Linked DNA regions of Homo sapiens: region 1 is linked to region 2. The links are chromatin loops, found by intact Hi-C in ENCODE. Cell type or tissue: ascending aorta. All regions are shown on one strand. Links, peaks and the distances in the headings refer to the core of each region. The heading gives the core; the rest is flanking DNA.

Region 1 (8,316 bases), core at 202-8,201, 110 kb after region 2:
CGACCCCCGCATATACCAGCAAAGGTGCGCCCGGGGGCCTGACCCCGACCACCGCATATACCAGCAACAGTGCGCCCGGGGGGCCTGACCCCGACCACCGCATATACCAGCAACGGTGCGCCCGGGGGCCTGACCCCGACCCCCGCATATACCAGCAACGGTGCGCCCGGGGGCCTGACCCCGACCCCCGCATATACCAGCAAAGGTGCGCCCGGGGGCCTGACCCCGATCACCGCATATACCAGCAACGGTGCGCCCGGGGGGCCTGACCCGGTGCCCTTCATGAATCCCGTGGCCCAGGAAATGGGCTGAGCAGAATCCCACCTGCTGCAGGGCCAAACCCCCCTCCCTTCCCCCCTGCCCCTCATCCCTCCCTTCCCCCCTGCCCCTCATTCCCTCCCCTCCCACCTGTCCCCTCATCCCTCCCCCATCCCTTCCCCTCCCACTTGTCCCCTCTCCCCTCCCACCTGTCCCCTCATTCCCTCCCCCATCCCCTCCCCTCTCCCCTCCCACCTTCCCCTCATCCCCTCCCCCTACTCCCCTCTCCCCTGTCTCCTCTCCCCCACCCCCTCCTCCCCTCCCACCTGTTCCCCCATTCCCTCCCCCGTCCCATCGCCTCCCCCTTTTCCCTCCTCTCCCCCGCCCCTCCTCCCCCTCCCCTCCCTCTGTCACCTCCCCTGTCCCTTCCTCCTTTCCCTCTTCACCTTCAGTATCTTTGCCTCCTCCTCCCTTTGCAGACACACTGCACACAGGCCTCTCCCAGGCCCTGCTTTCCTTTGAACCATATCTTGTCTCTTTTCCCTTTTTCAGGGAAACTTCCAAAGAACTGGCTGTGGCGGACACCCTATCTTTCTGGCTCTGTGACCTTCCCCTTCCAGCTGCTGCCCCCACCAGCCTGCACCCCTGTTCTGAGAGGCCATCCGCACCTCTCGGTGCCTGCCCTCCTGCCCGCCCTCCTGTGGGCCTGGCCTGCTCCACACCTGCTGTCCACGAGGAGGACCGGCTTGTGCTGCCCTCCGACTTGGCCACACTGGTTCCTGCTGCCTGCAGCTTCCATTCTAACAGGTGTGGGGCTGATCACGAACAAATCCACTAATGAATAAATCAGAAAACTTGTAGGTAGTTATCTGTGGAGAATTAAGGTGATTGTCACTGGGTCAGTCTGGGTGTCTAAGGCCCCATCCTGACAGGGGAACTGTGAGCCTCGCCTTGGCCAGAGGGAGACCCTTCAGGTGGAAGGAACAGCCTGGGAAGTCCCGGGGGGCTTGGCGAGCAGGGGGCAGGGAGCCAGTGATGGGCCCTCCTCCCAGATCGGGGAGGGTCTGTACTCTCTCGGCTGGTCAGAAGGACCGGGCAGGAGGGAGGTGAAGAGGGTGTTTCTTAGCCCTGCGGGATCCCCGAGGAGGGGAAGTTTTCCTGAAAAAGGGAGGGTCCCATGGAGGAAGAGTCAGCTCCAGATGCTCCCTAATCCCAGAGAACACAGACTCCAGCAGGTAAAATCAGGTGCGCCCACAGCCTCACCTCTCCTCCTTGTCCCTTGAGGGTGGGCAAGGAAACAGACAGTGACCCCAGCCCCTCTGGCCAGTGCAAGAGGCTGCAGGGCCTGACATTCTCATCATGGAAAGAAGACTTTTTTTTTTTTTTTTTTTTTTTTAGGAGACACAGTCTCCCTCTGTTGCCCAGGCTGGAGTGCAATGGTGTGATCTCGGCTCACTGCAACCTCCACCTCTTGGGTTCAAGCAATTCTTTCACCTCAGCCTCCCCAGTAGCTGGGATTATGGGCATGCACCACCACACCATGCTAATTTTTGTATTTTTAGTAGAGAGATGGGGTTTCACCATGTTGGCCAGGCTGGTCTTGAACTCCTGACCTCAAATGATCCGCCCACTTTGGCTTCCCTAAGTGCTGGGATTACAGGCGTGAGCCATCATGTCCAGCCAATTTTTTTTTTTTTTAAGATAGGGTCTCACTCTGTCACCCAGGCTGACGTGCAGTGGTACTGTTTTGGCTTGCTGCATCCTGGGAAAGGAGAGTGTAACAGCACTTTAAGGAACAGAAGCCTTTCAATGGCCAGAGAGTGACAGAAAAGTCTTAGGGAGGTAGGGGAAAACGAGAGGCCTGGGAGCCGGGCTCCCGGGACGGCGGTGGCTCAGCCTTCTCTCCTGCGGAGGTGCACCCAGCCCATGCTCCCTGCACTTCTGGCCTCCTCGGGTGTGGTGAATGAGTGTGCTTAAAGGGGAAGCGACAGCCCATGCTCCCTGCACCTCTGGCCTCCTCGGGTGTGGTGAATGAGTGTGCTTAAAGGGGAAGCGACAGCAGACTCTGGCACTGGCTGTTCTGTCTGTGGCTAAGGAGAATGCCCGGGACGTGTGCTGCCTGCAGGGGTGGCAGGACACCAGCTGCAGAGACACCTCCTGTGCTGCCCTCCGGGGTGGGCTCCAGACTCTCTTCCCGGCTCCTGTGCACTTCAGGTGCGGGGGGCCAGCTGAGTTGAAGGGGAGAGGCAGCTGAGTTTCCGGCACTGTCCTAGCCGGCTCTCCTTCATGACCACAGAGACCACCTTGCTCAGAGAGCTGCCCAGGGAGCTGCTGACTAGGGACCCCCACAATTTTGCTGAGTGAGAAAGGGCTGAGGGTGAAAAGCAGGCAGGTCTGAAAGCCAGAGGGCATCTCTGGTTGCACACAGGATGCTCTCACCTCCAGCAGGAGGGTAGCAGAGCCCAAGGGACTAAACATGGAAGAAGGTGAAATACTCAACCAAGGCCAGAGGCCAGGGTCCTGGTTAGGAAAGCTGGAGGCCCTGGCGGACGCGGTGGAGACACCTGGGCAGACATCTGAGTCCCCACTCTTCCTGGAAACTCTGAGCCTATGCAATCAGCTCCTCCTTGGGCACTGGGCCTGAGAAAAGGCCAGCTCAACGGCACATGCTGGGCTGCTGCAGGACACAGCTAGTCCTGGCAAGAGGGTGGGTAGTGAGGAGGGCTTTGACCCAAGAAGATGGCCCTCCCGGGGCTGCCACTGAGGAGACTGAACATGCTAAAGGCCAAGGTCTGCTGTGGAGGCAGGGGTTGAAGCTCCAGGAGGCCCAGAAGGAGCGGGGCCAGCCTGGCAGCAGGCCAAGGGCAAGAGTGCCTGGTGGTGTGGATCTGGGTGGGGGCTTGGTGGGCCGGGTCAAGGGCAGGGCTGGGGGCCAGAGGGGTCCTACCCGTAGTTCAGGGAGATGGGAGGGTGGGCTTAGTGAGGATTTCAGACGTGGGCCTTCATGGTCTCCTGGGGGGTGGACGAAGCTGGTCGTGGTGGAGCCTGGGTGAGGGCAGAGGTGGTACACCCCAGAAGACCCTGCTCCAGGCCGCGGTGGGGTGGGCCCTGCAGCCAGCTTGACCTATTTATTCTATTGAGATGAAATTCACATAACAAAATTAATGACGTTAAAGCAAACAATTCAGTGGCATTTAGCGCTTTCATCTTGTCCTGCAACCCTGACCTCGACCTCGTCCCAGAACACGTCCTCACCCTGAAGGGGAACCATACACGTTAAGCAGTCGGTCCCTGTTGCCCCCTCCCGCGAGCTCTGGCAACCACGATGTCTTTTCTTTATCTGTGGATTCCCTGTTCTGGACATTTTCACGTTTCCCAGGCTCGTCCCTGTCGCAGCGACCGCCTGGGGCTGATGTTCCAGCTGCGCACTGGGCCGCCCTTTGCTGTGAACATTTGCCGCCGGCACGCGCCCAGTCTTCAGCTCTCTGGGGAGCGCCCGGGAGGGGAACTTCCGGGCCTGTGGGAACTTCGTGCTCAACTTTCTGAGGAAGGTCCTTTTGCACCGCGGCTGCACCCGCCCCGACAATGCGCGAGGGGGTCCAACGCCTCCATCTCCTCGGCAGCACTTACGTCCGCTTTTCTGAAATCACAGCCATTCTAGTGGATGTGCCTGGCTGGGTTTATGTCTGTTTTCTCGGTGAACGTGAACGGGGGTTTCGGGCACAGGCGGGGACAGCAGTGAGGAATGGGCGGACGCCCGGGCCCCCCTCACTGGGTGCCCTGCCGGGGTTCCCTGGGACGCGGTGGGGCGGGGAGGGGACCCAACAGCCTCCCCCGCCACGAACGTCCCCAACAGCCTCCCCCGCCACGAACGTCCCCAACAGCCTCCCCCGCCACGAACGTCCCCAACAGCCTCCCCCGCAGCCTTCCCGCACCCCCCGGCACCCCCGACCCTCCGGCCCCCTCCCCTCACCCGCCTCCCCGCGGCGGAGTCCGGCGACGCTCAGAACCGAATTTCCGCGGACAGATCCTCCCGGAACGTGAGCTCTTGACTTTGGAGCCCAGGAAAGACCCCGGCGCTCCGGGCACGCGGCCGTCGTGGCCGCGCGGCTCTTTGTGTTTGCGGGAGGCGGCGGCGCGAGGAGCTGTGGCGCCCCCTGGTGGCGGAGTGCGGCCTGCGCCGGGCGCTGCGGAAGCGGCCACGTTCGGAGGAGGCGGCGGCCACGTTCGGAGGCGGCCACGTTCGGAGGAGGAGGCGGCCGCGTTCGGAGGAGGAGGAGGCCGCGTTCGGAGGAGGCGGCGGCCGCGTTCGGAGGAGGCCACGTTCGGAGGAGGAGGCGGCCACGTTCGGAGGAGGCCACGTTCGGAGGAGGAGGCGGCCGCGTTCGGAGGAGGAGGCGGCCGCGTTCGGAGGAGGCCACGTTCGGAGGAGGAGGCGGCCGCGTTCGGAGGAGGCGGCGGCCACCCGGGCCTGGCGGTGGAGGGGGAGGAGGAGCAGAGGGCGGGGCCGGGGCCGGCGGCCTCTTTGGACCCCGCGGCTTTGAGGGGGCCCCGGCACTCACGCCCTGACCCTGGCGTCCTGAGCCTGCGTCCAAGGGGTTGCCACCTGCCCCGATGCCGCCCCCCACCCCCCCACCCTCTGCTGCGTCCTGGGCTCTACACCCACTGGGGTGGAGGGCTCGCTTCTAATAAAAACGGCAGGACCAGGAAGACCAGGACCCCGGGCCCCTGGGAGTCGCGCTGTCCTCTGCACTGGCCCCTTGTGCATCCTTGTCCCCCTCAGCCATTCCAAAGCCCCGGCCCTCCGCCCCAGGCCTCCCATCCTCCACTCTGAGTGCAGCAGGAACCTCGTGAGATGAGCATGTGGAGGGAGCTCCCCGGGATGCTGGGCTGGGCACAGGGTCTGCAGGGGCCGACGGCCCCTAGGCTGACCTTCCAGAGCTCCCTCTCCAGCCACCCGGGCTCGGCCTGCTGGGAACAGAGCTGCCCCAACCTTGTGCCCGCTGGGCCTCTGTGCAGGGTTCCCAGGACTGCCTTCTGGACACCTTCCCTGCTGGGGTTCTGACAGCGGGGTGGACAGCCTTGCCCAGCCTCAGGGCCGTGCAGCGCCAGGGGTAAATGTGGCTCTCCTTGCACCGCTGCGCCTAGGGCTGCCCTAAGGAAACACAGTCGGTCTCCAAGGCTGGGGCTGCCTCCATGGATGCAGACGGCTCACTGGGGGACTTGAACATCTGTGGATTTTGGTATCTGTGGGGATCCTGGAATCAGTGCCCCACAGATACTGAGAGATGACTGTACCACAGACTGGGTAGGTTAAACAGAAATTAATTTTCTCACAGTTCTAGGGGCTGGAAGTCCAGGGTCAAGGTGTGAGCTGGGCCTTTCCTGGCGAGGGCTCTTACCTGGCTTGCAGATGGCCGCCTGTTCTGTCCCCACACGTCGGAGACAGGGAGTGGGTGCTCTGGTGCCTCTTTTATAAGGACACGAATTCTATCAGATCAGGGCCCCACCCTTAGGGCCTCATTTGACGTTAATTACTTTCTTAGAGGGCCCGTTGAACACTTGTTCAATGAACCAGTTGACGAAAAAGATCACAGTCACACAAGCTAAACCGCAGCACACACCACGCAGTGGTGGGGAGGTGGTGCGAAGTCAGAGTGTGTGTCCCCCCGCCCCAAATTCCTGTGCTGAGGCCCTAACCCCCAGGACCTCAGAATATGGTTGTTTGGAGATGGGGTCTTTAACGAGGCGATTAAGGTGAAATGGGGTCATGGGGCGGGCCCTGATACAATGTATAAGAAGAGGAGATGAGGATTTAGGGAGAAGACGGTGTCCACAAGCCAAGGAGAGGCCTCTGGAGAAGTCAGTCTGTGGACACCGTGACCGCGGACCTCCAGCCCCCAGAATTAGCAAATAAACGCTTGCTGAAGACGCCGCGCAGCCGGCGGGGCTCGGTTATGGCGGCGGCACTGACTAGCACAGGGGCAACTCTTCAGCCCCTCACACGGACCCGCATCCCGGGCCCCCTCGTCCCCTCACGCATGGGCACCCTCTGTATCCAAATCCAGTCTACCTTTCAAAGGAGGAATCTTGAACCTGGATTGACCTCCCAGAACTCAGGTGAGGGGGGATTATTATTATGACGATTTTTTTTTTTTTTTGAGACAGAGTTTCACTCTGGTTGCCCAGGCTGGGTGCAATGGCGCGATCTCGGCTCACTGCAAGCTCCGCCTCCCGGGTTCATGTGATTCTGTCTCAGCCTCCCGAGTAGCTGGGACTACAGGCACCACCACGCCCAGCTAGTTTTTTTGCATTTTTAGACGGGGTTTCACCATGTTGGCCAGGCTGGTCTTGAACTCCTGAGCTAAGGTGATCCACCCACCTCGGCCTCCCAAAGTGCTGGGATTACAGGCATGAGCCACCGCTCCCGGCCTATTATTACTATTAATTAGCCCCACAAACGCACCCCTCTCTCCTGTCTGGGAGCCCAGCCTAGGTTCTCCTTCTAGGCAGTGCAGGGCAGTGTGGGCTGGAGCATTGGTCAGTGTTGGCCAGAATGGCCGTCCTTCCTCTGAGACGAGGGCCCAGGAGATGAGCGGGGGGTGCTCTGTCCACTTCCAGGTTTTGGGCTCTGTTGGGAGACACCCAGGAGTTGCCCCTCCTGTAGGTGACCCCGAGTGCTCCTGAGCTGTACAGTCGCATGGCACCTCCGGAGGGGAAGTCACCCTCCTGGGGCCGCTAAGTCACCTGGTGTCACACACCCACCTCCAGCCGCCTCGCTCTCTCCACCCAGGGTCTAGCATGAAGACTGGCCTCAAGATGAGGTGCTCATGGGCACCTCCCAGACCCACACCGCACCCTGATGTTTCTTGGTAAACAGGGTTGCCTACATTTCATGCCTAATTTGTGTTAACCGAAGAAATTCATATTTTAAACATTTTGCATAACTGGAAATGTATTCCAAAATGTTTCACTTTTGACATAGTTTTGTGAAAAGGTGAAAACAGGACACGCTTGTGTACACACATGCCTACATGGAGGTAGGGAAGCATGTAGTCAGCACTCCTAAAAGCAGCCCTCGAGTGTCTGCTCCGTGTGGGCATTAGGAAAGGGAGGAGCAGGTGGGGTGGCTGTTGCCACCCTGAGTGTCAGGGAGTTTATGCACCATCTTTACCGCTAGACTGTGAGCTCCTTGGGGGCACACCGAGTCTCTGTCACGATGGATTTGCCTAGCAGGTGCTCTGTAAACACTTGTTCAATGAACCAGCTGACGAAAAAGATAAAACGCTCCATTTACAGGCCCAGCAATAGTAAAACGAACACTGCTGTGGCTCCCACTTTGAGAACGCATGTTGCAAATGCGTCATATGTCCTGTGAGTGACACACACTCTCTCCACAAACTCCAGCCTGGCTTCTCAAGGCCTCCTCTGGGCAAAGCCCCGTCTTTGGTCTGTGAAGACTTGGATAAAACAGCAACATAGTTTCTCACAGCCCAAGGGTCTGCCATCGCCACATGCCCACCTGAGCAAACTGAAGGCTGTGGAAGAAACTCCTGTTCCGACACCTGAGGAGACACCTGGGCAGCTGCCAACCAGGTGGGCTGAATGCACATGGACCAGCCCCTGCCCACCTCCACTGAGCCCCTGGTTTCCCTCTTTTCTTGTACTCTCTCTGTTTTCACTTTACATACACTCTTTTTTTATTTTTTGGACACAGCGTTTCACTCTGGTTGCCCGGGCTGGAGTGCAGTGGTGCAATCTTGGCTCACTACCACCTCGACCTCCGAGGCTCCAGCGATCCTCCCACCTCAACCTCCCAAGTGGCTGCGACTACAGGTGTGCGCCACCACACCTGGCTAATTTTTGTATTTTTAGTAGAGATGGGGTTTTGCCATGTTACCTAGGCATGTCTCCAACTCCTGAGCTCAAGTGATCCACCAGTCTTGGCCTTCCCAAGTGCTGGGATTGCAGGTGTGAGCCACCATGCCCAGCCTACTAAATAAACTCTTTTTAAAGAACGGTTTTAGATTCACAAAACAATTGAGAAGACGGAACAGA
Region 2 (8,316 bases), core at 47-8,046:
TCTGCTCCGCCTGGGCACTCGCTCCAGAGCCAGTGCCTGGCACCCGTAGAGCGGCTTCGGTAAGATGCAGAGCCTCGTTCAGCCGGGGTGACTCTCCTGCCATGTGCCCTCTGACCCTAGAGCAAGTCCTCAGCTACTAAGTCACGGACTCTCGGGCTGGACCCACCTGGCTGTGGGGTTAGTGACCCCCTCTCCTGATCTTGCAGGGACAGGAACCTCTCCTCGCCCTAACCCCCTTCTCCAGCCCCTCCTCAGCTCCTGACAGCCTATCCTGAGTCCACGATGCCCCCATCTTTTCCCCAGACCATGAGTGCCCAGAAGAGGACCAAGGTTATCATGTCCTCCCAGTGGGGGACCCAGGGGACCCTCCTCTGTGCTGCACTGAGGCCCTGGACCCTGAAGGCAGCTTGGGGACCACTGACCACAGGCTGGGGAAAAGGCCGCAGCGTTCCTTATTTTGGGTGCTGCCCCTCCCCCTGCATAGCCCCCAGGCATGCACAGAGAAGGCAAGAGCAGTGGACAGTCCAGGACCCCACAAGGACCCCTCAAGAGCCAGGCTAGTGTCAGGGCAGCAAAGTTTCCTGCCGGCCAACGGAGCAGATCGGAGAGACGGGAAGTCAGGACCCTTACCGTTGCCTTGAGGAGGAAGCACTCTCCAGACCCCCCCACCGACACATCCCTTCCCAGGCAGCCATGAGGGAGCAGACAGGATGTGGGGGCGACAGGGACCTCCTATATTTTCCCTGCCACATTCCCCAGCCAACGATCTCAGTCCCCAACTGGGACTTGTCCTGCGGGGGCTGCCATGGGATTTCTGCCCCCACCAGGCTGGGGTCAGGGAGGGCCACTCCTCGGCCCTTCGGCAGAGCCATGGGAACAGCAAGCAAGACCTCACGATGGCAAATGCCACACCCTCCACATCCGCAGAAGCCCTCGCCGCACAGCCTCGCCCTCCCGCCCGATCTCCACGGCGAGGAGTGCTCGACACGCGGGCCCGTCTAGACGGAGGTCTGGGCTAACACAGGGGCTTGAACAGCTGGGGACATTCACCTGTCCAGCTTCTCCCTAGAAGGGGCCTCCAGAAGGAAGTATGGAGAGCTGGGAGGAGGGGAGGAGGCAGGAGGCCATCTGTTTGCAGGGCTGGGACTTGCCTTGGGCCCCAGGGCCAAAGATGTCTAATGTGAGGGCTTGGAGATGCAGCTGGGGAGCCAGGGACGGAGAAGCAGAGAATGAGGTTGGACCACAAGACACCGTGTGCTGCAGCCTCCGGCACAGCACGAAAGGACCCCGCACAGCGACCCCTGCAACCTGTCCCCCTTGGCCACTGCCCTGACCCCCACAGGCCCCCACACGAGCCCCCCACCACGCACCTTCCACACAGAACTCCACCTCCTCCAGGTTCCGCAGGGTGATCCGCATGAGGCTGGAGTTGAGCATCAGCTCGTTCTTGTGGGCTGGCCACAGGTATGGGGGTGCAGGGTTCACAAAGAAGATCCTGGTGTCCCCAGTGGACACCTGGTTGTCACAGATGAGGGGGTCTCCAAAGCCGCTGATCACCACCTTGTTGCCGCCGTCCAGCAGGCTCTCCCGGGCCACCAGGTCTTTGCCCTTCAAGTACCGCCAGACCCGAACCTGGGGTGGACATGGCGGTAGGTGTCATTAGTCCTCTCCTGGGGAAGGGGCTAGACTGGGGGCTTTAGGTGTTTAGGGCAAATGTCCACAGTAGACTCAAGCCCTGGGCAGAGATGTGGGGAGACCTCTGAGTCAGCCCGCTGGGCGGAAGCTGGGGGAAGCCCACACTGGCCACCACAGCCCATGCGGGAACGCTCAGAGATGCGTCACCTGTGAACACATCCCCTCCCCCAGGTCTAACCAACTTCAGCCACCCCAGCTCCAATAACGTCCCTATCAGCTAAGGCCGAATTTGGGAAGGGGGCCCACCTGGCTTGGGGTGCCTGCCTTCCACACTTCTCCCCACCTGCCCAGTGCTCAGGGCCCACCTCCCAGCAAGCTTGGGCAGTGGAGGAGGGGGATGGGGCGTTGGGGTAAGGGGCCAGCTTGGCCCTGTGGCTGGGCTGAGACGCCCCTTCCTCGGGCTTCTACAGTCTGTGCACTCAGGGCAGCCTGTGAACCACGAAATCAAGTTTGGGCAGTGCAGGGTGCCCCACCCTCCACCTTCTCAGCTCCTGGGGCCCTGAGGGCAGCTGCTCTGACGGTGGCCTGTGGTAAAGGCTACAGCCGACCTGGCGGCCCTCACGGGGACAGGGACCCACGCACTCACGCACTCCCCTGAGAACAAAGCCGGGAGAAGCAGCCCCTTCCTCAGATCTGGGGGGCTGGGGCTGCCGGATGGGGGGAGAGACAATGGTTGGCCTGTCCACTGCGCAGCCCCTGCTGGGAGCCTCAGGACTGCGGCATCCGCAGGGACCCCCTCCAGTTGCGCAGGCAGAGCCTCTTCCACGCCCCCCAACAGTAGGCTCCAGGAGGCAGATGACCCAGGCAGGGGGAGGGCCTGGTGGCTTTCATCGCCTTCCCCCACCCCAGCCACACCCAGGAGCAGCGGGGAGGAAGTCGGGAAAATCCTGCAGGGGCCTGGCAAAGTGCCCTGGCCGCTGTGGAGGAGACTGGGCCGGCGGGGGAGCCCAGCTGTAGCCCGCACCGGCCAGTCTGAAAGAAGCTGCCACCTTCTCCACCTCCGTGGAGGGAAATGAGTGGATTTCTGGTCCCAGGAGATGGTTTTGGGGGTACACGGGCGCCGGCTCTGGGTCCCCCGAGCCCCTACTAGGAGAAGATGGTGGGGGTCCCAGCGTACCTACCCCGGGGGCTCCCAGAAGCACCTGAAGGAGAAACCAGGGAAACTTCCCCTCCCCGGGGTGGGGAGCCCCGGTTCCCGCAGGAGCGCGATGGGGCACCGGCCCTGCCCCCAAGCACACGAGGCCCGGTGACGGCCCCGCCCACCTCTCTGCTCCTGCACGCCCCCCCCCCGCACCACTGCGGCACCCCCCACCTGGCTCCCGGGGTTGGGAGCTCAGGCTGTGCGCCCCTTTTTCTCTCCTGACCAACCCCTCTCGCCCCGGGAAAGGCCTCTGGGGAGGGGAACAAGCGGATCCCAGGCCCAGCCCCCGCTCCCCGCCCGGGCAAAGGCCCCCCCTCCCCAGGCCCCTCTCCTTCTCGGCCGGTAGGGAGGGCGCGCGGCAGCCGCAGTCCGTGGGCGAGGTGCACTTGTCTCCGCGAGGAGGGAGGCGGCGGCGGGCGGAGGACGGCGGCGGCGCAGCAACTTTCCCCGGCGCCCGCGAGTTTCCCGGGACCCGGCGACCCCCCCTCCCGGGGCTTGGCGGTCGCCAAGGGAGCCGGAGCGGGGGCTGCGGAGCGACCGGGGCTGGTTCCCACGGCCTGGGGCGGGGGTCCCGGCGGGGCGGCAGGCGTCGCGAGGGGAGGCCGGGGTCCGGGTGGGCGCACCTTGCAGGAGTACGTGTGCTGCACCGGGTCCACGTTGAGGATCTCCTCCACCGTCCCGGTGAGCACCACGTTCGCCTCCTCCTCGCGCCGCTCCAGCGCGCGCTCCGGGCATGTCCCGCCGGCTCCGGGCAGGACGCACGCGGCCACCACAAGGAGCGGCAGCAGCGGCCGCAGCGGGCCCGGGTGGGACCGGCCGGCCATGGCGCAGGCGAGAGGCGGCGGAGGAGCGCGCGGGCCGCGCCGGGGACGGGACTGGACAGGACGGGACGCAGCTCCGGAGGCGGCGGAGCGCGGGCGGGCGGGCGGGGGGGGGCGGGGCCAGGGCGGCGCCCCTCCCCCTCTCTCCTCCCCGCCCCCCTACCCCCTCCCCGCGCCCTCCTCCTCCCCCTCCTCCTTCCTTCCCCCTCCCGCCCCCTCCCTCCTCCCTCCCCCGGCCCGCCCGGAGGCCGGCGACCCGCGCCGCCGCGAACAAAGCCCCGGGACGCAGCGCCCGGCGCGGCCGTGGGGCGGGAAAGGGGCGGCCCGGGAGGGGGCGGGGAGAGGAGAGTGGGGGGCGGGTCTGGATCCCGCAGGCGCCCCTCCCCCGCCGCGGCCCCCCGGAAGTGCGGCTGCACCCGAGTTAATGCCTAATCTGGAGGAGACGTGACGGGACTGCCGAGGGGCTCCGGGCGGCGCGGAGCCGGGCGGCAGGGCTCGAAGGCCGCCGGGAGGGGCCCCAGACCCGGCCCCGATCCCGCTCCGCAGGCCGCGCCCCTCCCCCGCGGGGCCGGACACCGAGGCTCGGCCGGGCCGGACCCCCCGGGAGCTGCGGCGCGGAGGCGGGTCCCGGTGCCGGGGCGGGCGCTGATTGGCCAGCACGGGGCGCGGCCCCGCCCCTCCCGGCCCCGCCCCCCCAGGCCCCGCCGCGGGGAGGTTCGCGCCCCCTTCCGTCCCGCGGCTGCAAGCGCGGGTCCCGCCACGCCCCTTCCCAGCTCTGGGCCGGGCGCCTCTGCAGCTTGGCCTGGCTGGGTGCAGGGGGAAACTGAGGGCTGGAGGACCCAAGTGGGAGCCTGGCCTAGCTGAAGATTGAAAGGAGGGAGCGGAGGCCCCCTTTGTCCCTTCAGAACTGTGTCTAGGCTGGGCGTGGTGACTCACGCCTGTCATCCCAGCACTCTGGGAGGCGGAGGCAGCAAGATCTCTTGACACCGGGTGTTCGAGACTAGCCTGGGCAAAATAGCAAGACCCCATCTCTCAAAAAAATTAAAAATTAGCTGGATGGGCCGGGCGCAGTGGCTCACGCCTGTAATCCCAGCACTTTGGGAGGCTGAGGCAGGTGGATCACGGGAGGTCAGGAGTTCGAGACCAGCCTGGCCAACATGGTGAAACCCCGTCTCTACTAAAAATACAAAAATTGGCCGGTGTGGTGGCAGGCGCCTGTAGTCCTAGCTACTTGGGAGGCTGAGGCAGGAGAATCGCTTGAACCCAGGAGGCGGAGGTTGCAGTGAGCTGAGATGGTGCTGAGAGGTGACAGCGTGCTGGCAGTCCTCACAGCCCTCTCTCGGTCTTCACGCCTCCTCTGCCTGGGCTCCCACTTTGGTGGCACTTGAGGAGCCCTTCAGCCCACCGCTGCACTGTGGGAGCCCCTTTCTGGGCTGGCCAAGGCGGGAGCCGGCTCCCTCAGCTTGCAGGGAGGTGTGGAGGGAGAGGCATGAGCGGGAACCGGGGCTGCGCGCGGCTCTTGCGGGCCAGCTGGAGTTCCGAGTGGGCGTGGGCTTGGTGGGCCCCGCACTTGGAGCAGCCGGCCGGCCCTGCCGGCCCGGAGCAATGAGGGGCTTAGCACCCGGGCCAGCGGCTGCGGAGGGTGTAGTGGGTCCCCCAGCAGTGCCAGCCCACTGGCGCTGCACTCGATTACTCGCCAGGCCTTAGCTGCCTTCCGGCGGGGCAGAGCTGGGGACCTGCAGCCCACCATGCCTGAGCCTCCCACCCCCTCCGTGGGCTCCTGTGCGGCCCAAGCCTCCCCGATGAGCGCTGCCCCCTGCTCCACCGTGCCTAGTCCCATGACCACCCAAGGGCTGAGGAGTGCGGGTGCACAGCGCAGGACTGGCAGGCAGCTCCACTTGCAGCCCCAGTGCGGGATCCACTGGGTGAAGCCAGCTGGGCTCCTGAGTGGTGGAGACGTGGAGAACCTTTATGTCTAGCTCAGGGATTGTAAATACACCAATCAGCACCCTGTGTCTAGCTCAGAGTCTGTGAATGCACCAATAGACAGACACTCTGTATCTAGCTACTCTGGTGGGGCCTTGGAGAACCTTTATGTCTAGCTCAGGGATTGTAAATACACCAATCGGCACTCTGTATCTAGCTCAAGGTTTGTAAATACACCAATCAGCACCCTGTGTCTAGCTCAGGGTTTGTGAATGCGCCAGTGGACACTCTGTATCTAGCTACTCTGGTGAGACCTTGGAGAACATTTATGTCTAGCTCAGGGATTGTAAATACACCAATCGGCACTCTGTATCTAGCTCAAGGTTTGTAAATACACCAATCAGCGCCCTGTGTCTAGCTCAGGGTTTGTGAATGTGCCAGTGGACTCTGTATCTAGCTACTCTGGTGGGGCCTTGGAGAACCTTTGTGTGGATACTCTGTATCTAACTAATCTGGTGGGGACGTGGAGAACCTTTGTGTCTAGCTCAGGGATTGTAAATGCACCAATCAGCGCCCTGTCAAAACAGACCACTAGGCTCTACCCATCAGCAGGATGTGGGTGGGGCCAGATAAGAGAATAAAAGCAGGCTGCCGGTGCTAGCAGTGGCAACCCGGTCAGGTCCCCTTCCACACAGTGGAGGCTTTGTTCTTTCGCTCTTTGCAATAAATCTTGCTACTGCTCACTTTTTGGGTTCACACTGCTTTTATGAGCTGTAACACTCACCGCCAAGGTCTGCAGCTTCACTCCTGAAACCAGCGAGACCACGAGCCCACCGGGAGGAACAAAAAATCCAGACGCGCTGCCTTAAGAGCTGTAACACTCGCCGCCAAGGTCTGCAGCTTCACTCCTGAGCCAGCGAGACCACGAACCCACCAGAAGGAAGAAACTCCGAACATATCCGAACATCAGAAGGAACGAACTGAAGACGCGCCGACTTAAGAGCTGTAACACTCACCGCGAGGGTCCGTGGCTTCATTCTTGAAGTCAGTGAGACCAAGAACCCACCAATTCTGGACACAGTGCAACTGCACTCCAGCCTGGGTGACAGAGCGAGACTGTTTCAAAAAAAAAAAATTAGTCGACGGGCCGGGCGTGGTGGCTCAGGCCTGTAATCCCAGCACTTTGGGAGGCCGAGGTGGGCGGATCACTTGAGGTCAGTAGTTCGAGACCAGCCTGGCCAACATGGTGAAACTCTGTCTCTACTATAAATACAGACAGGGCACGGTAACTCACGCTTGTGATCCCAGCACTTTGGGCAGCCAAGGGGGGAGTGGATCACAAGGTCAGGAGTTCGGGACCAGCCTGACCAACATGGTGAAACTGCCTCTACTAAAAAATTAGCCGGGTGACACGCACCTGTAATCCCAGCCAGTCAGGAGGCTGAGGCAGGAGAATCGCTTGAACTCAGGAGGTGGAGCTTGCAGTGAGCCGAGATCACACCACTGCACTCCAGCCTGGGCGACAGAGCGAAACTCCATCTCAAAGAAACACAAAACAAAACAAATACAAAATTAGCCAGGTGTGGTGACACGCACCTGTAATCCCAGCTCCTCGGGAGGCTGAGGCGGGAGGATCACTTGAGTGTGGGAGGTGGAGGCTGCGGTGAGCGGTGATTGTGCCACTGCACTCCAGCCTAGCTGAGAGTATGACCCTGGGAAAAGTAAGTAATTTTTTTAAAAAAAGGACTGGGTCAGTCAGGCCCAGTGGTTCACACCTGTAATCCCAGCATTTTGGGAGCCCGAGGCAGGCGGACCACTTGAGGCCAGGAGTTCAAGACCAGCCTGGCCAACATGATGAAACCCCATCTCTACTAAAAATACAAAAATTAGGCCGGGTGCGGGGGCTCACACTTGTAACCCTAGCACTTTGGAAGGCTGAAGCGGGCGGATCATGAGGTCAGGAATTCGAGACTAGCCTGGCCAATACAGTGAAACGCTGTCTCTACTAAAAACACAAAAAAAAGTTAGCTGGGTGAGGTGGCGGGCACCATTAATCCCAACTACTTGGGAGGCTGAGGCAGGAGAATTGCTTGAACCCGGGAGGTGGAGGTTGCAGTGAACCGAGATGGCGCCACTGCACTCCAGCCTGAGCGACAGAGTGAGACTCTATCTCAAAAAAAAAAAAAAAAGCACGGGTGCGGTGGCTCACGCCTGTAATCCCAGCACTTTGGGAGGCCGAGATGGGCGGATCACGAGGTCAGGAGATCGAGACCATCCTGGCTAACACGGTGAAACCCCGCCTCTACTGAAAATACAAAAAAAAATTAGCCGGGCGTGGTGGCGGGCGCCTGTAGTCCCAGCTACTCGGGAGGCTGAGGCAGGAGAATGGCGTGAACCCGGGAGGTGGAGCTTGCAGTGAGCAGAGATCGCGCCACTGCACTCCAGCCTGGGCGACAAAGCGAGACTCCGTGTCAAAAAAAATAATAATAAAAAGGACTGGGCCTGTGGTGCCCCTCTCACCCCAGGCTAGCTACAGATCTCTGAGCCAGAAGCCACAAAGGAGGCCCTGCCCTGCCCTGCCCCCGTTGGGGGTTCAGGAAAGGCCCCTGGCTAAGTGCTTCACTCGCCCATTGTGACACAGGGGTGAGGTGGGGACCCGGACACAAGGCTGGAGCCAGGACACCCCCTGCTGGGCACATGCGGGCACACACAGTGGTCCTGGTGCAGCCAGAT

The links. A loop is a pair of places that touch in the nucleus more often than their neighbours do. Peaks named below come from ENCODE experiments on the same cell type or tissue, not always from the same donor. Only the 100,000 strongest peaks of a DNase experiment are listed, where the experiment ranks them.
Region 1: it touches region 2 in a loop (12-fold over the local background); 2 of 110 quality-filtered maps call a loop at or near these places.

Annotation. Positions count from the first base shown.
Region 1 is chr1:900,877-909,192 of GRCh38, reverse strand. LOC284600 (a long non-coding RNA gene) reads right to left here and starts at 4,078. Exons shown (of 5, transcript XR_007065342.1): 1 at 981-4,078. RefSeq lists a silencer at 4,324-4,433. In ascending aorta, for the core only: a CTCF peak has its summit at 4,422 (motif pointing left); DNase peaks (open chromatin) are centred at 2,292, 3,092, 3,752, 4,422 and 1 weaker place; H3K4me3 peaks cover 1,508 bases; H3K27ac peaks cover 1,543 bases.
Region 2 is chr1:1,015,517-1,023,832 of GRCh38, reverse strand. It overlaps AGRN (agrin), which reads right to left and starts at 3,713. Exons shown (of 36, transcript NM_198576.4): 1 at 3,460-3,713; 2 at 1,371-1,632. The coding sequence starts at 3,660. RefSeq lists enhancers at 1-57, 1,242-2,441 and silencers at 3,950-4,399, 8,077-8,297. In ascending aorta, for the core only: a CTCF peak has its summit at 4,432 (motif pointing left); DNase peaks (open chromatin) are centred at 3,588 and 4,352; H3K4me3 peaks cover 2,497 bases; H3K27ac peaks cover 1,034 bases.